Linked DNA regions of Homo sapiens: region 2 is linked to region 1. A link is an interaction called in ENCODE POLR2A ChIA-PET data of the cell type or tissue named here. Cell type or tissue: K562. All regions are shown on one strand.

Region 1 (2,500 bases):
GACCCTCACCTCCTCCTTCAGACCCTCACCTCCTCTCTCAAACCCTCGCCTCCTTCCTCAGACTCTTATCTCCTCCTTCAGACCCTTGTCTCCTCCCTCAGACCTTCACCTCCTCCCTCCAAACCTCGCCTCCACCCTCAGACCCTTATTTCCTCCATCAGACCCTTACCTCCTCCAACAGACCCTGTCCTCCTCCTTCAGATCCTCTCCCCCTCCTCCCACTAAACCATCTACTTCTCTCTCAGACCTATCTTCCTTCTTCAGATCCTCCTCCTTCTGACCCTTTTATCCCTCTTCCAACCTCAGAGAACCATCAGCACCCTCTCTTCCAGCAGCACCGTCTCTCCCAGCCCTTCGAAGCTCCCACCGGACCCATCACATCTTCTCCCCTCTACAGTCCTGCTAGGTTGGAACCACTGCACCAGCTGCCCTGGGATGCCAGGAGTGGGACAGGCTTGGGTGTCCTTCCCACCCTACCTCTGAGGGTCCCCACCCTAAGCCTCGCCCCTCCAAACCTCAGCTTTCCTTTCTGTGCATTGGGATAGTGCTCCACACCCCTCTCCTGTGTCTGAGGGTCCCCAGGGGTGGGGTTGGATGGGCAGGGAACACAGCCCCCAGCCTGTCCAACCGAATTCCTCCCCTCTTCCCTTGCTGTGGCCCCCACAACACCAGCAGGCAGGGGTTGCCATTGGTCCCATTTTCCAGAAGAACAAACTGAGTCTCAAGGCAGGGGATGGCTTGTCTGAGGTCCCACCGGGAGCAAGGGGTGGAGGTGGAATTAACACAGGTCTGTGCTCGGGATGTTTCGCCATGAAGGGGGATAAGGGAGATCCAGAGAGAGGTCGAAAGGAAGGGAAGGGGTGAGGCCTCTCCACACAGCCACTTCTCACATCCTGGGTTAACGATCCACTCGGGTGGGGCCCGAGTCCGGCCAAAGTCCCTTCCCGGGGCCCCAATACCCACTTTCAAGGTCCCAGGGGACACAGAGACAGCAACAGAGATGGGGAGACAGAGACAGAGGGCGGGGCAGGAGACAACCAGAGGGAGGTCAGGCAAGTTTCGAAGACAGAAGGAGACCGGGGGAGAGAACCAGAGAGACGCCGCGTGCCCCCTGGGCAAGTCCGGGGTGCAGCCCCCATGCCCCGCCCCCTGTGTCCCCAAAGCCTCCCTCTCCGCCTCCTGTGACTCAGTGACCCGGACTCAACCCCAGCGGCTGCCCCGCCCCCAGGGAAATCCGGGAAAGCCCCGGACCTTCGGGGCCCCACCCCGGGGCGGGGAGAGGGAGAGGAGGGGAGGAGACGGGGAAGAGTCCCGCCTCCCTCCTCCCTCCCTCCCATCTCCAGCCTGAGTCATGCCCCCAACCCGCCTAGCCTGTTCCCCACCCATCAACCCCTCCTCGAGGTGGGAGGGGAAGTCGGGGGGAAGCCAAACTGCTCCCCGCTCCTGCAGCACCGGCCTCGGTCGCGCTGACTCTGGCCTGGTGTCCGTGTCTCTTGCTATCTCTCTTTCTCTCAAGATCTCTGCGCCTGTCTCCATGTCTCTTTCTCTCTGTGCACCTAGGATTTTCCGAGCACCCACCCCGGTGCCCCGCGGGCCCCGGCTGGGGGCAGGGCCCCCAACGAGTGCAGAGACACAATCAGTGGAGCGCTCCCCACCCTCACCCCACCCCCAGCCCCTTTAGACCCACAGCTGATGAGGCACGTGGAGTGGCAGAGATGGAAGAGGGGAGGGAGAGGAATCGTTCCTGGCCGCCTGCCGAGTGCCAGTCCCTGCCCCGGGTGCGTCTCTTCACTCCCACTAAGGAGGAAACGGCTCAGAGAGGGGAAGTGTTTGGCCAAGGTCACCCAGCGAGTAAGTGGGAACCGAGATTCCAAACCCCGTCCCAGAGATGCCAAGGCCTCCTGAGAGACAGAGAAGCAGACAGCAACTGAGAGGCAGAGAGATGGTGACAGACACAAAGAGACAAAAGAGAGAGACAGAGACGGAACAGAGCACACAGAGACAAACGCGGGGTTGCGGAGAGAAACACCTACTCAGACAGGAGAACCAGAGAGACAGTTACAGACTCAGAGATAGAGATGTTGAGAGATAGGGCCAGAAAGACAAAAACAGAGGCAGAGAGAGCGGCCCTTGGCAGCAGGGGTGGGGACACCCCCCCACCCCCCGACCCCGCCTCCTCTCCCCCCACCCCTCCTTTCCTCTCCCTCCCCCGCCGAGGCCTGGCTGCCCCAGGCGCCGCGGGCCGGGAGGGGGCAAGCGGGGCGCGGCGCGGGCGGGGCGCAGGGCAGGCTGCACCTCAGAGCGGCGGGAGCAGCGGCGGGTCCAGGAAACCCCTGGGGCGTACGGGTGGCCCCGGGGGGGCCGGGGGCGGGGAGGCGGGCGGCCGGCACCGCCCCGGCCGACAAAAGTCCCTTCAGTTCAGCCGGCTGCAGGGGAAGTCCCGGCGCCCGGCGAAACCACCCTCCCGTGCAGCCGAGCCCAGCCGCTCTCCGGCCGCCGT
Region 2 (2,500 bases), 950 kb after region 1:
CCACACTGGACCCAAGGGCTGCCCGTCACCTCACCCTTGCCTGCCATTATGACTCGAAGCTCTTCCCACCCGGATCGACCCCCTTTGTAGGGGCCACGGATTCGGCTGTGCCCTGTGCCCTGCTGCTGGAGCTGGCCCAAGCACTTGACCTGGAGCTGAGCAGGGCCAAAAAACAGGTGAGGAGCAGGAGTCGGGGAGGGTAGTGGGCTACCTCCACCTTTTCCCAAGCCCCCACCCTCCCTTGCCTGGACATTTGTCATCCCTCTCGTCTTCCCACTCTACTCCACGCACAGAGCCACAGGGATCTTTTTTTTTTTTTTGAGACGGAGTTTCGCTCTTGTTCCCCAGGATGGAGTGCACATGGCGAGATCTTGGCTCCCCGCAACCTCTGCCTACTGGGTTCAAGCAATTCTCCTCCCAACCTCAGGTGATCTGCCCACCTCGGCCTCTCAAAGTGCTGGGATTACAGGCGTGAGCCACCGCGCCTGGTCATCACAGGGATCTTTTTACCTTCTAGATGTCAGATTCTCTTTCCTCTCCCCCAAACCCTCCCAGGGCTCCCGCCTCATTCCAGCCATAATCCAGAGTCCTTATATTGGCCCACGAGCTGTGCCCTGTTACCTCTCCAGCCTCATCTCCCACCCCTCACCTCTTGCTCACTCTGCTGTAGCCACCCCCACCTCCTCTGGGTTCCTCAAACCCGCAGAGCTTGCTCCCACCTCAGGGCATCTGCACTTGCTGTTTGCTTTGGATAGAATGTGCTTTTCTGGCCAGGCTCCGTGGCTCACACTTGGAATCCCAGCACTTTGGGAGGTTGAGGTGGGTGGATCACAAGGTCAGGAGTTCAAGACCAGCCTGGCCAACATGATGAAACCCCATCTCTACCAAAAACACAAAAATTAGCCAGGCTTGGTGGTGCACACCTGTAACCCCAGCTACTCGGGAGGCTGAAGCAGAGAATTGCTTGAACCCGGGAGGCGGAGGTTGCAGTGAGCCAAAGTTGCACCACTGCACTCCAGCCTGGGCAACAGAGCGAGACTCCATCTCAAAAAAAAAAAAAAATTATCTGGGAGTAGTGGCATGCTACTTGGGAGGCTGAGAGGGGAGGATGGCTTGAGTCTAGGAGTTTGAGACTGCAGTGAGCCATGATCGTGCCACTGTATTCTAGCCTGGGTGACAGAGACCTTGTCTCTTAAAAAAAAAAAAAAGAATATGCTTTTCATAGATATCTTCCTGGCTGGCTCCCACTCTTCACTCAGGTGTCCACTCCAATGTCACCCCTTCAAAGAGGCCTTCCCGGCCGGGCGTGGTAACTCGCACCTGTAATCCCAGCACTTTGGGAGGCCGAGGCAGGCAGATCATTTGAGGTCAGAAGTTCGAGCCCAGCTTGTCCAACAGGGAAACCTCATCTCTACTAAAAATACAAAAATTAGCTGGGTATGGTGGTACATACCTGTAATCCTACTACTTGGGAGGTTGAGACAGGAGGATCACTTGAAACTGAGAGGCGGAGGTTGCAGTGAGCCGAGATCGCACCACTGCACTCCAGCCTGGATGACAGAGCGAGATTCTGTCTCAAAACAAACAGAAAAGAAAAACACAGGCCAGGTGCGGTGGCTCACACCTGTAATCCCAGCACTTTGGGAGGCCAAGGCAGGTGGATCGTGAGGTCAGGAGATTGAGACCATCCTGGCTAACACAGTGAAACCCCGTCTCTACTAAAAATACAAAAAGTTAGCTGGGCGTGGTGGCGGGCGCCTGTAGTCCCAGCTACTTGGGAGGCTGAGGCAGGAGAATGGCGTGAACTCGGGAGGCAGAGTTTGCAGTGAGCCGAGATCGCGCCACTGTACGCCAGCCTGGGCGATACAGCGAGACTCCGTCTCAAAAAAAAAAAAAAGAAAGAAAAAAAAGAAAAGAAAAGAAAAACACAGATTTAATCATGCTCCTGCCCTGCTTAACCCCTCTCTGTGCCTCCCCAGTGTCCCTATAACAAAGCCCACACTCCTTGGCCCTTGCTAAACCTTCCGTACCCCTCTCAAACCTCTGGGACCCCTTCCCTGGCCATAGCCTTGCCCTGTGTTGCTCCCTTGGCTGGGAATACTCTTCCTCCTGCTCCATTTTGCCAGGCCAGTTCCTACCCATTCTCATGGCAAACATCCCTTCCCAAAAGACCCAACGCCCTCTCCAGGCCAGGTCATCCCCCAGCCTCCTTCCTATGCCCTCTCAGGACTCTATAGTTCTTAGAAGCATTTGTCTCAACTGCATTTCACTGTTTGTATAATTATTCATTTGTGGATCTATCTGGTTCACCAAACTGAGCTTGAGGAATAATAATCAGAGATAACCCTTATTTAGTTATATGCCAGGCACTGTTCTAAGACCTGGATTCAAACCTTACCCTTTGAAAAGAACTGTTATTGCCGGGCGCGGTGGCTCACATCTGTAATCCCAGCACTTTGGGAGGCTGAGGTAGGTGGATCATTTGAGGTCAGGAGTTCGA

What was found. ChIA-PET counts read pairs that join two places held together with the same protein. Peaks named below come from ENCODE experiments on the same cell type or tissue, not always from the same donor. Only the 100,000 strongest peaks of a DNase experiment are listed, where the experiment ranks them.
Region 2: POLR2A ChIA-PET joins it to region 1 with 5 read pairs; 2 of 35 experiments call an interaction of 5 or more read pairs at or near these places.

The regions. Positions count from the first base shown.
Region 1 is chr19:44,746,278-44,748,777 of GRCh38, forward strand. It overlaps BCL3 (BCL3 transcription coactivator), which reads left to right and starts at 2,431. Exons shown (of 9, transcript NM_005178.5): 1 at 2,431-2,500. RefSeq lists silencers at 1,000-1,479, 1,540-1,669, 2,080-2,500. In K562, no CTCF peak of the experiment used is centred here; DNase peaks (open chromatin) are centred at 1,304 and 2,204; H3K4me3 peaks cover 1,672 bases.
Region 2 is chr19:45,695,543-45,698,042 of GRCh38, forward strand. QPCTL (glutaminyl-peptide cyclotransferase like) reads left to right here. Exons shown (of 7, transcript NM_017659.4): 3 at 1-176. Among named protein-coding and RNA genes, the nearest start is that of QPCTL, 4.1 kb to the left of the region's middle. In K562, no CTCF peak of the experiment used is centred here; no DNase peak of the experiment used is centred here.